Regions from separate parts of the Homo sapiens genome. Here region 1 is linked to region 2. A link is an interaction called in ENCODE POLR2A ChIA-PET data of the cell type or tissue named here. Cell type or tissue: endothelial cell of umbilical vein. All regions are shown on one strand. Each heading gives the region's core, and the rest is flanking DNA. Links, peaks and the distances in the headings are about the cores only. Region 1 overlaps SH3TC1 (SH3 domain and tetratricopeptide repeats 1). Region 2 overlaps ACOX3 (acyl-CoA oxidase 3, pristanoyl).

The links. ChIA-PET counts read pairs that join two places held together with the same protein. Peaks named below come from ENCODE experiments on the same cell type or tissue, not always from the same donor. Only the 100,000 strongest peaks of a DNase experiment are listed, where the experiment ranks them.
Region 1: POLR2A ChIA-PET joins it to region 2 with 8 read pairs; 4 of 35 experiments call an interaction of 5 or more read pairs at or near these places.

What each region holds. Positions count from the first base shown.
Region 1 is chr4:8,202,499-8,209,703 of GRCh38, forward strand. SH3TC1 (SH3 domain and tetratricopeptide repeats 1) reads left to right here. Exons shown (of 18, transcript NM_018986.5): 2 at 2,669-2,868. The coding sequence starts at 2,697. Among named protein-coding and RNA genes, the nearest start is that of SH3TC1, 6.8 kb to the left of the region's middle. RefSeq lists enhancers at 3,394-3,895, 3,657-3,706, 3,737-3,826, 3,896-4,395, 6,519-7,205. In endothelial cell of umbilical vein, for the core only: no CTCF peak of the experiment used is centred there; no DNase peak of the experiment used is centred there; H3K27ac peaks cover 788 bases.
Region 2 is chr4:8,409,272-8,418,721 of GRCh38, forward strand. It overlaps ACOX3 (acyl-CoA oxidase 3, pristanoyl), which reads right to left. Exons shown (of 18, transcript NM_003501.3): 2 at 7,107-7,264; 3 at 6,495-6,728; 4 at 5,583-5,657; 5 at 5,021-5,110; 6 at 941-1,084. The coding sequence starts at 7,250. Among named protein-coding and RNA genes, the nearest start is that of ACOX3, 27 kb to the right of the region's middle. In endothelial cell of umbilical vein, for the core only: a CTCF peak has its summit at 1,507; a DNase peak (open chromatin) is centred at 1,480.

The DNA of each region.
Region 1 (7,205 bases), core at 990-3,489, 210 kb before region 2:
CTCCTGATTCACCATTCCCGGCCCCCACAGGTCCTGGTCCCTGCCCCTCAGAGGTGGTTGGGGGGTGGGAAGGATTTGGCCACAAACTGATCAATCAGATTACAGTTGGAGCAGGTGTGCAGATGGAAGGTGGGGTGCCGGGGCACTTCACAGCCAGGGGCTGTCGCCTCTGCAAGCCTTGCTGGCCCGGGGCTGATCCGGCTGAGGCCCTGCACTCTGAGCATCCCCAGGGAGCCTTCCCTGACTGTGGGATTCCCTCCCCGGCCAGAGCTAGGGGACCCTCTCTATGCCTCATAGAACCTCCCTCACGGAACCATCACTATTCTGTCGAAATTCCCAACTTAGCAGGCCTGGGTCTCCCTCCCTCTGTGTGGGAGGTGGGTGGTTGTTGAAACCAAGGACTTTAGACCGTGGGCTCCTCCCGCCCCTGCTCTGCTGATGGAGCCCAAGGTATGAGGTGAGCTGGGGCCTGGGAGGCCAGTTCTCAGGGTGACAGCCACAGCCATGGGGGCAGGGGTGATGGCTGGGCTTACATGACACCCACTCGTCCCTGTCTGCAGCCAACTTGCCCCCCATGAGGGTTTCCTCATCCTGTACTAAACATTACACAGGAGCTGCCTCTTGGGGAGCAGCCTCTGTGAAGGGACCTGTCGCCACAGTGGTGGCCCGAGCCGAGAGCAGTGCGGGGAGGGAGGAGGTGCTCGTGGGTGGGAAAAGGCATGGCAGGGATGGCAGCTTCAGTGTGCACTTCTGCTTTGGTCTGACAGGTGTGCGGGTGCGTGTGTGTGTGTGTGTGTGTGCTTGCACACAGGCTTGAGAATTGCCTAGCCCCTCAGAGCCTCAGTTTCCCCATCTCTGCACTGGGGAGGTAGGCCTTCCCTGGGGGTTGCTGGACCAAGGTGTCTGGTACCAGGAGGTGTGCCAGTTGGCACCTACTGTCCTGGGACTGTCCTGAGGTCAGTCTTGACCGCCTCTGGGTTTTCAGGCTCAGAGCCTCGGGGGAGGGCTGGGGGTGCTGGGGAAGGAAACTGGGCTCCATCTGTGCTTGATGTATGGTGAGATTTTCCGTGCTGCTGTCTAACGCAGGCCCAGCTTGCCCTGTTTGGTAAAAAACTGAGGTGGGGAAGAAATAAGCCCAGCATCTCCGCAACTCCTACCTCCCATCTCCCCGCCCCTGCAAGACATTCTGAGCAGACACTGGGACAGACTTTGTGGCGCATGGACTCGTCCCCCTGCTCCTGGCTTGAAGCTCCCAGGGGTGCCTCTCTGCCCTTCCCAGGTGCTCGATGTCCAGGGCCTCCTGCCTCCCCTTCACAGCTGCGTCCTCTGTCCCTGACTGCAGACCCCACGCACCCCCAACAGCTGCCTGATTTGCCTCCCAGTCCCCTGCCACGTTCCCCGCCCAGAGAGCAGGGTGGAAGTGGGAGATGGGGATAAGGACAGGAGGCTCTGGGGGTTGTCCTGGCAGCTGGAAGGCCCCAGCCTCGTGGGCCCATCAGGGCTCTGAGGCCCGGACGGAGGCCCTGGCAAGCCCTGGGTGCCCTGCCCCCCAGCATCCACCACAAAAGGGGTGACAGGACAGCAGGAGGCCAGACTTGCACTTTTGCTCCCAGACAGAGGTCAGAGGCATGGCCGTCCCGGTTCTCCATGCCCTGCCTGCAGAGGGGATGTTTGCTGGCCACTGAGGGGCTTCAAGCCAGGAGCAAGGGGACGAGTCCACGCACCGGAAAGTCTGTCCCAGTGTTTGCTCAGAATATCTTGCTGGGCGGGGAGATGGGAGGCAGGAGCTGCGGGGCACGCTGGGCTTATTTCTTCCCCACCTCACATTTCACCAAGCAGGGGCAGCAGAGCCTGTATTAGACAGCAGCAGGGAAAATCTTCTCACCACACATCAGGCACGGATGGAACCCCTTTTCCTTCCTCTGCATCCCCATTGCTCCCCGAGGCTCTGGACTTGAAAACTGCCCTGGCCATGGTGTTCTGGAGGGGCAGGGTGGACCTTTCCCCACCCACAATCAGTGAACAGTGAGGCCCCCCATGACCAAGCCCTCCCTTTGGGGACAGCAGGGTTCTGACTATGTGCTTGCCATCCTCCTCTCTTATTAGCGCCTCTGTCTGAGGCCGGAGCTGAGGAGGACGTGGCTGACCCCGTCCCTGCGGCCACAGCTGGGGTTTGTCCCCTGTGCACCTCAGCCCTGGCCCAGGCTGCCGTCCCCATGGCCCCTGTGCCTATTTGTGACGCTGGAAGGGGGACTCGAATGTGTCCTTCTGTGTCTTCTGACAGGCGACGGAGCACTGTTCCGGGAGCACGGTCTGTTGGGTGTGACGGCCCAGCAAAGAGGCAGTGACCGGCTCCTGAGGAGGGGCACAAGGCACCCAGGGGTTCTGCCTCGACAGGGAAGGGGACTCCAGGCAGAAAACCAGCGAGAGGAGGCCCCGTGGAGGAAGGGAGCACAGCAAACCCGAGATAGGGAGGGGAGGCGCAGCAGCGGTGCGGGATCACGCCCACCACAACACGGTGCACGGTGCGGTGAGGGGCTCGCTGGATCTGAAAGGTGCAGGCGCTCAGCAACGCTGGTGTTCTCTTTCTGGACCCCAGGCCTGGACACAACCTCCGTGCTGGTTCTGGAGGGGCCACCTCTCCTGACCACACCCCCTCTGTCCACAGGGCCAGGCATGTGAGGTCTCTGCGGGTCATGGAGAACCTCCCTGCCGTGACCACTGAGGAGCCGACCCCCATGGGGAGGGGTCCTGTGGGACCCTCAGGAGGTGGCAGCACCCGGGACCAGGTCCGGACTGTGGTCATGAGGCCCTCTGTGAGCTGGGAGAAAGCGGGGCCCGAGGAGGCCAAGGCGCCAGTGAGAGGCGGTGAGTTCATTCCACCCTCACCACCCGCCCTCCATCCCACCCACTTCTCCACCCCACCCGCCCCGTCCATCCATCCCTCACCACCCTGCCTGCCTCCAGGCCTCTTGGGGCTGGGGCTGGAGTCTGCTCTCCATCACTTCTCGTTTCCTTCCCCCGCGTGTGTTTAACAGGAGCCACTGTGCCCGCTGAGTCACTTGAGAGGCCAGGGCCCAGCTCGTGTTTTTCCAGGGACGCGTCAGTGATAACAAAACTGGCAAAGAACGAGGCAGGGGCCTTTGAACCCCCATGTTCAGAGACCGTTCCAGAAACAGTCCGATGGGTTTGGCCTTGGAACCCCTGAGAGTCCTCAGGATGAGGCATCCTCGTTCTCCAGGAGGCACCCAAGGTGCAGAGAGGGAAGGGCCGGGCCAGGCCACCCTGTGGTCAGGGGCCGGGCCAGGACGTGTGCCCAGTTTCCTGAATTCCCGGGAGACCTGAAGAGTGACCTAGGTGATCTCCAGGATCCCCTCTTACCCCCATCCTGAGACCCTGAAGGGGACGAGGGGAGAGGCAGGGGAGACCAAGGCCTGCACGGCCCCTCCCGGCAGGAGACAGCTGCGGTTGTGACCCGTCCCTGGGCCTCGTCCTCCCAGTGTCCAGCCTCAGCCCAGTCTCCTCTTAGCTGCCTATGTCCCTGTCTTGGGACTCCAGGGCTTGGCACATGGTAGGTGCTTCGTCACTGTTCAAGGGATTGATGAATGAAGGATGTGTTTGGACAGTGGCGTGGAAACCTCAGATGCTGTCGCCTGGCTCACAGCCAGGTGTGGGAGTGTTTTATACCTGCGATCCTGCCCTTCTGCTTGAGGGTGGAGATGGGAGGGGGTGGATGGCCTCCTGCACTGATCACAAAGGGGAAGTGGTCTGCAGGCACTGGCATGCCTGGGCAGGAAGGGCGGCTCAGAGGTTTGGGGTGGGGCCTGGGCCTGGGGAGCCCACCTGGCCATGGAATCGCGTTCCCTCCAGGGCAGGCCTCATGAAAGGAAGGGGCTGCGCTGTGCCCAGGGCCACGAGTGCACAAGGAGACTGAGACGCGCAGGAGGGCCCTGGCCAGCCTCCCACAGAGCCGCGGGGCCCAGGGAGGAGCTGGGAGCCTCTGGGAAGGGGAGTGGTAGGAGTTGGAAGCCTTTGCCCTGAGTGGCTGGGTGTTTCCTCCTCCGGAGGCTCAGCAAAGCACCGTGGCATCGCCTCTCCCTGGAGTGAATCTCTGTGGACCGAGCGGAGGGGAGCTGAGGAAACTTTCCCTGCTTGGCCAAGGGAAAGCTGGCTTGGGGTGGGGCTCCTCATCAGCTCCTTCACCTCCTCGTCTTCTCTGGACAATTTCAGATAGACATCAAAGGTGGCAAGAAATAGTACAGATAATTCCATTTGCCCATACCCAGGTTCCCTGAATGTTCGCATTTTAGGACTTTTACTTTGTGTGTGTACTCGTGTGTGTGTGTGTGTGTGTGTGTGTGTGTGTGTGTGATTTTCTTCTGATCCTTTTGGGAGTAAATTGCAGACATGATGCCCCTTCATCCTAAAAGGTGTCCATATTTCCTAAAACCAGTACATTCTCTTATATAACCGCATTGTAATTATTTCAATGTTAATTCCCTGCTTTTAATAACACCATCACCTCATCTACAGGCCTCATTCAGATCTTGCCATTTATCCCAATAATATCCTTTATAGCAAAAAAAAAAAAAAAAAAAATTCCTGGGTCACACCTTGTGTTCTGACGTGACCGCGACCTCTCTGAGGTACCTTTTAATCTGGAGGCTGCTGTTTTGAAGGATACAGTTTGGATCTTTTGTAGAATGTCCCTCGATTCGAGTGCAGCTACTATTTCTTCACGATCACATTAGGGATTTGGGCAGGAATCCCGCAGAAGTGATGTTTCTTCAGTGCAGACGATGTCTATTAGTCTCTGGCTGGTGACGCTAATTTTGGTCCCTTGGAGAAGGGGCGGCTGCCAGTTCTCCCCACTGCACAGTTATTTTTCTCCCCTCTGCAGTTAGTAAGTAGCTGGGGGGACAACACTCTGAAACTGCGTGAATATCCTGTTCCTCATCAAATTCATGAAGCGCTACTGTCTCATCATGGGCTGGCCTGGCTGAAATAATCCTTGCGACAGAGGCTGCCAGGCAGTGACTGTCTAATTAGGCAACCCTTCTCCATTCAGCAATCAGCTTTCAACTCTAAGGAAGAGCTGTCCCGCTCCCCAGTTATCCATTGATTTATTTCATTGTAGGCTCACACATCTTTAATTGCATCTCCATACTATATACATCATTACCTATTTTGTCATTCAAATCACCCTAGATTTGGGCTTTCCCTGTGTCTTCGTCACTTAGTGGGTGCGTCCTCACTTTCTGGGACATGAGATATTCCAGGCTTATCTTGCACTTTCCCTGCCATAGCCCTGGGATCGGCCATATCCACAGCCCCGTGTTTCCAGGGAGCCCTGGCTTTTCAACTGGAGGATGGTGTTTAGAAGCTGTTGGGCCGGAACTCTATCAACTTCAATAGGGATGGCACCTTGTTTGAGAGACTGAAGAGGAGACCCAGAGCCAGCGACCATGACACAGGGTTGATTGAGAGGACTTGCGTACAGGGTGGTTCAGCAGTGGCGGGCTGGACAGGACCCCTGTGAAAAGCATGCAGTTGATGTAGCATTTTCCCTTAGCACCCTCCCTCTACCATCCTCCACCTGGCAACCCTCATCCAACCCTTCCAAGCAAAGGGGCAGGATCTGCATGGCCTGCATTCCCTGCAATGAGCCAGGGGCTCAGATCTTCTTCAGACAGGGAGTGAATCTCCAGGCTGGCTGCTGCTGGATTCTTTAGCTCAAAATCCGAGCACACGTTCTTCTTAGCCCATGGGGGCATCTGCGGGGTGTGTTTCGGTTACCGCTGTCAGGTGCATCGGCCAACGGAGTCAAGATCTGAGCACCACATACTTCTTTCCATTTGAAACATTTCTTTCTTTTTTTTTATTTTTTGAGATGGAGTCTCGCTCTGTTGCCCAGGCTGGAGTGCAATGGTGTGATCTCGACTCACTACAACCTCCGCCTCCTGGGTTCAAGTGATTCTCCTGCCTCAGCCTCCCGAGTAGCTGGGACTACAGGTGTGCGCCACCCTGCCCGGCTAATTTTTGTATTTTTAGTAAAGATGGGGTTTACCATGTTGAAACTCCTAACCTCAGGTGATCCACCTGTCTGAGCCTCCTAAAGTGCTGGGATAACAGGCGTGAGCCACTGCGCCCGGCCCATTTGAGACATTTCTGAGCCCCCACTGCATGCCTAGCTCTGGGCTTGGGCTGGGGCTGCAGAGCAAGTGAGGCCTAGGAATGGGCTCTGGCCACACCGGGCGAGTGCACGCCACTGCAGGTGGTCAGCAAATGCGGGTGTGAAGTGAACACCGTCCCAATGCAAGGCCCAAGACCACTGTGGCTGTGCGGCGCCCAGGGCTCTGAGTGAGACGTCTAGGAGGCTGTGAAGACCGGCCACACAGAAGTTCACTACTCTCTGCTGCAGTTGCAGGTTTTCCTAATCAGATCCCCCTGGATCCTGAGGCCTGGATAGAGAAACTGCGCAGGACAGAGATGAAGTGCCCAGGCCAAGATGCAAACTCTGCAGGACCAATGGCCAGAGGGGTGACCCCCAGCAGGGAACCAAGCAACCAGTAGGGGTCTATGTCCTGGCTCCTACCTGCACAAGCTGTGAGGCTGAGCCCGTCTGTGGGCTCAGATAAAGTCCTCCAAAGATGCCCATGTCCTTATCCCCACGACCTACGCCTGCATTACCTCATCCAGCAAAGGGGACTTTGCAGATGTGATCAAAGGCAAGGATCTCGAGATGGAGAGATGATCCCGGATGCTCCAGTGGGCCCTCCATGGAATCACAGGGCTTTTGTAGGAGGAAGGCAGGAGGGAGAGGCAGAAAAGGAGATGCAGTGACAAAGCGGAAGTAGAAGTGGCGGCCACAAGCCGAGGGACGTGTGCGGCCTCTTGAAGGCGAGGAGTGGATTCTCCCCAGAGCCCCTGGGAGGAACAGGGCCCTGTCCACACCCTCACTTTAGCTCTGTGAGGCCCATTGGAACTTGAGAGCGGCGGGATCATACGAGTCGTGTGGTCTTAAGCCTCTGAGTGTGGGGCAGCTTGTCACAGCATGCTGGGAAGTGCAGGCAGCTTCCCTCCTTGCTGGGCTCTGGGGAGACTGGAGGAAGGCAGCTGTGGGAAAGGCGGCTCGTGCGGGACAGAACTCACCTCTTTTCTTGCAGAGAGACCTGGAGCGTTTGGCGCCTTCAGAGGAGCCAGGC
Region 2 (9,450 bases), core at 103-2,602:
GAGCCTTGGCCAGGCCCTCTCAGCTGTGTCACTGGGGGACATTGGGCTGGATGTTTCTTTCTAAGGCAAGGGTGGGGCTGTCTGTGCACTGTGGGCAGGGCTGTCTGCACCGTGGGAGGGGCTGCGGGATACACTGTGGGTGGGGCTGCCTATGCACCCTGGAAGGGGCTGTGGGATATACCATAGGCGGGGCTGTCTGCACTGTGGGCAGGACTGTCTGCACTGTGGGTGGAGCTGTCTGTGCACTGCGGGTGGGCCTGTAGGATACACTGTGGGGAGGGCTGTGGGATACACTTTGGGCGGGCCTGTCTGTGCACTGTGGGCAGGGCTATCTGTACTGTGGGTGGGGCTGTCTGTGCACTGTGGGCAGGGCTGTCTGTGCACTGTGGGCAGGACTGTCTGCACTGTGGGCAGAGCTGTCTGTGTGCTGCGGGTAGGGCTGTAGGATACACCGTGGGCGGGGCTGTGGGATACACTTTGGGCAGGCCTGTCTGTGCACCGTGGGCAGGGCTATCTGTACTGTGGGTGGAGCTGTCTGTGCACTGTGGGCAGGACTGTCTGCACTGTGGGCAGAGCTGTCTGTGCGCTGCTGGTGGGGCTGTAGGATACACTGTGGGCGGGGCTGTAGGAATACACTGTGGGCGGAGCTGTCTGTGCACTGTGGGCGCGGCTGTCTGTGCACTGTGGGCAGGGTTGTGGGATGCACTGTGGACGGGGCTATCTGCATTGTGGGCAGGGCTGTGGAATGCACTGTGGGCGGGGCTGTTTGCACTGTGGGCGGGGCTATGGGATGCACTGGGGTCCTGGGCAGTGTCCCTGGTCCACTCACCAGATGCCAGAAGCATGCCCCACCCTTGTTATGACAAAAATGACTCCAGACATTACCAGTGCTTCCTGGGGGTAAACACTGCCCCCACTGAGGGCCACCCCAGCGTCCTACCTGCACGATAAAGGGATGCAGCCCATGGCACTGGTCCCCTGGCACACACAGCTTAGCAAACACCACCGCGTGAGTGGCTGTCTTGCCCATGTTGCCAACCCAAAACTTGGCAGCTTCGAAATCAGGGGAATGTATGATGAATTCCTGCACAAGGGAAAATTTAGGTTAGTTATAATTAGCAACTAAAGCACATGCAGAATTGGTGTTTTCCTTTTAGACAGATTCCATTTTCTACGTTCAAAATCTCTGAGGCAAGAGTTGAAACTAATCGCACATTTTAGTTCTTGTATGGCACAGGCAGGCCTATTTTTTAAACACAGCCTATTCCTGGGCCTTATGACTTAAAGAACCTTCAGATGCAAAATACTCCGCAGGCTGGCAAACGCTTCCAGGGAGTTTTCATTATCATATAGTCTTCAGTCCCTAACCACGCCCCTTAGGTAGAAACACTGTGGATACACTGTGGGCGGAGCTGTCTGTGCACTGTGGGCGGGGCTGTCTGTGCCCTGTGGGCAGGGCTGTGGGAATGCCGTGCAGTCCACTCAGTTCTTTAGGACCTCTAATTCACAACACACTGCTGCCCCCTTGCTGTCTCTCCCATCCACAGCTCCGTGATTGACAGTTATATCCCAAATGCCCCGAGCACAAGGCAGCCGCTCAGAACATCAGAAGGAAGGAAGGAAGGAACGCATGCGTGAACTAGCAGATGGGCTGTGGCATCACAGCGTTCGGTGTTTGGCTAGAAGGGGTGTGGACAGATCCCCAAGGAACACTGAGGGTGCTGCATGGGTCAGAAGCGAAGAGCACGTGGGAACAGGCAGGAGCTGGGCCGCTGGGGCTGGGCCTGCCCCAGGGGCGTCTGCTGGGAGCCCTTCGAGTAAGGCTGGGAGGGAGGATGCGGACCAGCAGTGCTGCATAATGTGGCCGGGATCCGCAAGGGGACAAAGATGAGCGCCTTCAGGCAGACAGCCCGCAGGTGGCCCACAGAGCTGCCCTGGGCCGCCTCGGGAGACACTGATCCTCCACGCGGAGCTTGCCAGTCACTGCTAGGGGCTGTCGTGGCTAAGTTTTGGTTCTGGTTCCAGCCCCTGCAGGGTGGGAGGCTACAAAATAACGTGCCGGGGAGGGCTTCCTCCTGTCTAACCAGTGGGATTCTGTAAACAGAGTAGTGAACAATCATCCTATAGATCCTGAAGTTTCACTGAGGAGAAGTAGGAGGTGGGGTGGCTGCCAGCCATGCCTTCTGTTCTCTTCTCTCAGGGGACCACCAGCTCTTCGCCTGCGAGGGTAAGGAGGGCTCCCAGTCTCAGCCAGGCCCTCCCCATTCATTCTTCAGCACGCGGCAGTTCTGATACCTCCACCTGTCACTCATTCTCCGCAGTGCAGGTGTGCACTGCAACACCGGCCCAAGCCGGCTCCTCGGGGCCTGCACTGCTCCACACAGATCTTTCCCACTGTCTCGACTGTCTGGCTGCCTCCCTGCGCCCCGGCATACCAGCTTTGCTCTCTGGAGGGCCTCCATGGTGCCCAGCACATCTCACTTCTTTCTGTTGGTGTCTGTGTCTCCCCCCAGCCCACAACTTCAGGACAGCAGAGACCTGTCTGCTGTGCTCGCCACTTCCAGCCCAGTCTTGGAAAGCTGTGCCTCACACACAACAGGTACCCAGCAATGCCTGCTGTCCAAATAAATGCTCAGCCAGCAGCCCAGCCTGGATCCTGGGCACCCCAACTCTACGGATCTGATGCCACACTCTGACCTCCACTTAGGGATCAAATGCCAAAAAGAAGGAGGTGGAAATGGGAAGTGGTCCTCTGATGCCCCACCCCAAGGCTACCTGGGTGCTGTTGTCCATCTGCCTGTCAGAAAGGGCCCCACCTCCTGGCACTGCAGGCCACAGGCAAAGAGGACAGCAGGAGGAGAAGCAGCCATGGGGCCAGAAAGACCTGGGTTCAGATAAAGATATCTTATGGCTTAAAAGAAAATTCTGAAAAGAACCTCATGCCCTACTTTCTCCTAGCCCCACTCTGAGAAGGAGCCTTGGCCCCACTCCCAAGGCCCCACAGCAGGGGCACCCTGTGCGAGGACCACCTCTTATCCCTGCTGGGCTACGGGTCCGCTTGAGTTCATTCCTGGGCTCTTCCATGCAGTACCCCAGGCACAGTCCACACAGCCCAGGCTGTGGAATGAATGGATGGATGAAAGAATGAATGGATGGATGGAAGAATGAATGGATGGATGGAAGAATGAATGGATGGATGGAAGAATGAATGGATGGATGAGAGAATGAATGGATGGATGGAAGGATGAATGGATGGATGGAAGAATGAATGGACAGATGGAAGAATGAATGGATGGATGAAAGAATGATGGATGGATGACTGGTTGAGCACATCCGCAGGTGCAGAGCTTCACTTCCTGCCACACAACAGTCCTCCCTGACCACTGCCAATGGGGGAGGGTGGAAGGCGGGTGAGGAAAGACTGGCAGGGAGACCTAGGCCTCAGGGACAAGCGGAGGCCAAGGAGAGTCATGTGGTGGCAGGGAGGCAGGGCCAGGGAACAGAACAGGGTGGGTGAGGACCCTCCCCATCCTCCCTCGCTGCCCTGCGCCCCTCCACAGCACTGATAGCCCTAGGGCATCCATCTGTGGCCCATCTCCCTCCACCCCTGTGCCCCTCCACAGCACTGAGAGCCCCAGGGCATCCATCTGTGGCCCATCTCCCTCCAACCCGCACCCCTCCACAGCACTGACAGCCCCAGGGCATCCATCTGTGGCCTGTCTCACTGCACCCCTGCACCCCTCCACAGCACTGACAGCCCCAGGGCATCCATCTGTGGCCTATCTCCCTCCACCCCGCACCCCTCCTCAGCACTGACAGCCCCAGGGCATCCATCTGTGGCCCATCTCACTGCACCCCTGCGCCCCTCCACAGCACTGACAGCCCCACGGCATCCATCTGTGGCCCATCTCCCTCCACCCCTGCACCCCTCCATAGTACTGACAGCCCCAGGGCATCCATCTGTGGCCCATCTCCCTCCACCCCGCACCCCTCCACAGCACTGACAGCCCCAGGGCATCCGTGTCCCGTCTCACTGCACCCCTGCGCCCCTCCACAGCACCGACAGCCCCAGGGCATCCATCTGTGGCCCATCTCCCTCCACCCCTGTGCCCCTCCACAGCACTGACAGCCCCAGGGCATCCATCTGTGGCCCGTCTCACTGAACCCCTGCGCCCCTCCACAGCACTGACAGCCCCAGGGCATCCATCTGTGGCCCATCTCCCTCCACCCCGCAACCCTCCATGCACCCCTCCATGCACTGACAGCCCCAGGGCATCCATCTGTGTCCCGTCTCACTGCACCTCTGCGCCCCTCCACAGCACTGACAGCCCCAAGGCATCCATCTGTGGCCCATCTCCCTCCACCCCTCCACCCCTCCACAGCACTGACAGCCCCAGGGCATCCATCTGTGGCCCGTCTCACTGCACCCCGTGCCCCTCCACAGCACTGACAGCCCCAGGGCATCCATCTGTGGCCCGTCTCACTGCACCACACCAGAACTCCCAGGCAGCAGCCACAATGCAGGTACCAGAGAGGTCAAGAGGATGGCAAGGACCCGAGGAGTCAGACTGCGGTGGCGGAAATGGACAAGGCAGGCTCTTCGCAGAGGGACAGCCACAAAGGGCAGAGGGCAGGGAGCATGTTGTCTCCATGGGGCCCACCGTAGAAACCACGGGCCATGAGAACGGTTTATGAATCCACTACGCATAGGCAGCCAGGTAAACAAGGCAATAAATTTTACAGAATGAGGGCTTCTTCACTGCACTCAAATTACACACAAATCCAAACCACGATCAATTCCCCATAAAGTTCATGGTGGGCACAGGCTTTGTCCTCCAATGCCTGATCTCCTGGGCCCCACTTTTCAGTGTGATGAATCTCAGTGGGTATTTCTACACAAGTGTATGTGGACAGGCCTCTTGCTTTAATGTTTTTTTTTTCTTATTCTGGGCAACGGCATTTGCACTCATGACGTCTCATATGCTCCAAACTCAGGGACCCGGGGGAAGGTAATACCTACCTCAGTGGCAGGATCGTAGTGGGCAGTTGTGCGAATGGCCTTGGTATTACTGCCGTGGCTTAATTCGGTCAGAGCAAAACATCCAAAAATCTAAATGTCAAAGCACAAAATGATGGAAAGCAAGAAAAGTTCTTTGTGCACATTCCCAGAAGGACCTCACTGCCATCTTTCCTTTAAAGATGAAACCACATATCAAAGCCCCAAATTTCCATCTACCCAACTAGTGACTTGACTGAGTCATGCTGCCACACTCAGCTGGCAACCACAGCAGCCTAAACCAAGCTGACCGCAGCTGCTCCACGTCAGCAAGGTGGCAGGAACTGCTCATCAGGAAAAGACAGTGGAAGGCCTCAGTGACAATTCACCTGGTGCTAGGAAGTCAATGTGCCTGTGTTTGCTAAAGAACAGTGCTAGCTATTTGGTGAGAAGCCTGAGAACACTAGGAAACAAGAAGAGCATAAGCCCCCTGGGCACCCCCTTCTACAATCTTCTCTTTTCACAAATCTCTACAGAGATCAAGCAAGAGAACCAGGCTCACAATTTACCATGAACCAGAACTTACCTCCATCCTGAAGATCTTTTGAATATATGTGAGATGTCTTTCAGAACCAGAACTGTAAACTGCTGATCCAAAAACCTGAAAGTATAACATCGTCCTATCAACAGGGGGCAGGTAAGAAGAGTACTGCTCTTCCGGAACATCACAACAGACAACGGCACTCAACACCATGCCCACGCTGGTTCCCTGCCACACTGCACTTTCCCCAAGGTGGAGAACAAGTGCTGAGAGGTTAGCCAGCAGCCTGGATGCCCAAGGCCAGGGTCTCCTGACACACAGCTGCCCCGGGTCCCTGAGTTCATGTGAGTGGTAAGACCTACATCTCTGTGCCGAGCACCTTGTATAAGGCACACAGAAATCACCTGGGAATTAAGATGCCTGCAAGGAGTCCTGGGGGTCTGAGGACAGCAGGGAGAGCTGTAAGGAGAGCAGAGCCCACCAGCCCATCAAACAATGCAGGCAAGGCTAAGGGCAAAGCCATTTTGCCCAAGCTCAGCTCTGCTGGTATGTTACAAAGGAAGGAAAAACACAGGTTTCTCCCTTTGGCCTACTTTTTAAATTTTTTTATTTTTTTTTTAATCATTTGTCTCTTTTTTTGTATGAGGTAAAAAAAAAAAAAGTCCCAACAGCTCCTCTTCTGATGGGACTTGAAGCTTCACCACATTGTATTTTATTCAAGGACTTATGGGTGCAAATTTACAAATACATGATGGTGGATGGGCTTGAAAATAAAAAAATGAAAAGGGGGACTGAAATTTTTTTAAAAACATTAAAAAAAAGATAATTTTTAAAATTTGCAAATATAGCTGGACAAACTGGTGTTTCTCTGCCTCTTGGTTGGCCCTGGGACAGGCATCCCTCAAGGCTCAGCGCAGCATGAAAGCCGTTTCCCTCTCCCCTAGGCCGCATGCTCACCAAGCTATGGAGGAGGTACTTGGCAGCCAGAGAAGAGTCATACATGCCCAGGCACTGAATCAAGGCGGGGACCTTCAGAGGGCTCTTGAACATGTCTTCGACACTGAGGAAGTCATACTCGAAGATCCGCTTGCATCGAAGGAAGTTCAGCTCGCGATACTTCTCCAAGGACAGATCGGCTCCAGGGGAACGAGCGAAAAGAGGGTCATTCTCAAGAGCTGAGAAGATGGTTTTCTGGAAATGCAGGAGATGGGTAAGGCTTATTTGGAGTAAAAGATGGACTCTCCATGTGCCCTTATATAGTTGACCTCCAGGCCACAGGCTTCATGGGACACAGTCTGACCCGGAGACACCCAGACAGAGATATGACTATCATTCCCAATGGACTAGAGGACTGGAGGCTTAAGAAACATCAACAATCCGTGTTCATTTCCAGACTCCTCATCAATTCCCTGAGGCCTGTCCTGGGGTGCAGAGAGGAGAGAGGCCGCGCTGCCTGGGATGAGCCTCGCCCGGCAGAGGAGGAGCTGTGAGAGCCAGAAATCCCATTCTGCTAACGAACTAAGACCCCACTGGGAAAAAAGACAAGCTGCGCACAACCGCACGCCTCACCTTAAAGCGGAGCATGCCCTCCCCTTCCGTGAACAGCGCCAGCTCCTTCCAGCTGAAGGACGCTCTTGCTCGGTAGGCATCGAGGGGCCCCCTGGGGAATTCTGGGAGCAGAGCTGTGTCGCCTCCTTCCACAGTGGATGCCATCGCGTGATAAGAGCCTGCACAAAACATGCAACCTGAATCCATGCTCTCCCATCTATGGGTTCAAACTACCCCCACCAACAGGAGAGCCCGCAACACCTTACAAATCAGAGAAAAGTAAACTTGAAATCCAAAAGGATGGCAAAAGAGAATCACTCTGTGAATGGCTAGCATCATTTTCCCAGAAGAAAAGGCGAGAAGAATTCCCTCGTCCACTCCTGAACACAGATGCCAAGGACACAGAAGAGAGCCAGGCACAGCCTGGGGGTCACCAGGCACACAGGGCAGAGGGTTTGTCAGAGTCTTGTTTTCTGTCACACAGCCTTGCCTGAGAGTACCCTGCCCTCTTGGGAGCACCCCGGACATCCAGACTCATCCCCAAGGCTCACTAAACCCAGGGTCAGGAAGCATTCCCTCTGGAATCCAGCCAGTGCCAGCTGGTCCACTCTGGCCACACACAATGGTACCTCACGTCTCCACCCACCGCCGGTCCACCTGGACACAGGGCCTCCAGCACAGAACCTCTGATCACAGGCTTCTGCACTGGCTTCTCCTCGACATATAGACACCTGGCTTCCCGCTAACACAGCAGGCCTCCCAAAACTCAGCTCTCTTGACCAAATAACCATTCTGGAATTTTCTGGATAGACTGGGTCCTTTTCCAAGTGGCTTGGCTGATGAAGGCATTGAAGGGAATGGCTGGTGAACCCAAGTCTGTCTGAGTCCTGGGCGTGGGCCGCCCACCTTCACTGTTTAAGGCCTAGAGGAAAGAGGAACTTTTGAGTCCTTTGAGCTGAAACAGCCTGCGGTGCTGGAGCCTGAGTCTGGCCGCTCAGGATGCTGACTCCCCTCTGTGCAGGGAGGTGGGAGCCGCAGGTCTGAGCACCTGTTGGTGGGCGGCGGCAGGAATCCTGCCTTCTATAGTCTTATCTTATTTCACCCTCCAACAGCTGTGAGCCAAGTACTACTGCCCCCCATGAAAGATGGAGAAACGGAAGCTCAGAGAGGCTGTGTTTCCCAAACCCCCTCCGCTGAGAAGTGGGGAGAAGGGCTCCAAGCCCAGCAATGTCTAACCTCAGAGTCATGCCTTTCAAGTACCACCTTAAGACACTGGAAAAGAAACACAAAGTAAACTTAAATTATTTCCTTCCTTCTTAAAGCAGAAGGAAGAAAATAATAAAAGATAGAGCAACTGTGAATGAAACAGAGAACAGAAAAATAGAGAAAAATCAATAAACGATCAAGTTGGTTCCTTGCAAAGACTGACACAATTGGCAAACTTTCAGCTAGACTGGCCAAATAAAAAGGAGAAAACACAAATTCCTCATCAGGAATCAAAGACGGGACATCACCACTGACCCTAAAGAAATAAAAAGGATTATAAGGGAATATTGTGAACCATGGTATGCCAACAAATGATATGAAGTGGTCATATTCCTGGGAAGACACAGCTAACAAAACTGCCTTATGAAAAACTGAAAATCTGAACAGATCTATAATGACTGAAGAGATTGAATTAGCAATCAATAAACTGTCCACGAAGAAAAACCAGGGGTTCCATTGTGAATTCTGCCAAACATTTAAAGAAGATCAATTATTCAAGCTCTTCCCAAAAACAGAAGAGAAGATAATACTTCCCAACTCATTCTATGAGGCCAGTATTACTTTGACACCAAAACCAGACAAAGACATCACAAGAGAACTAGAAATAAACATCTCTTGTAATACAGATGCAAAAATCCTGAATGAAATTTTATAAACTGAATCCAGCAACATATAAAAAAGATTATATGTGCCAGGCATGGTGGCACATGGCTGTAATCCCAGCTACTCAGGAGGCTGAGGCAGGAGAATCGCTTGAACCTGGGAGACAGAAGTTGCAGTGAACCAAGATTGCACCACTGCATTCCAGCCTGGGTGACAGAGCGAGACTCCATCTCAAAAAAAAAAAAAAAAAAAAATTCTTAAGACTCAATAATAAAATGACAAAAAACCAATTAAAAAATGGGCAAAGGGTTCAAATAGACATTTCTCCAAAGACAGACAAATGGCCAAAAAATACAGGAAAGGCCAGGCACGCTCACACCTGTAATCCCTTTGGGAGGCCGAGACGGGCGGATCACCTGAGGTCAGGAGTTTGAGACCAGCCTGGCCAACACGGTGAAACCCCATCGCTACTGAAAATACAAAAATTAGCTGGGCA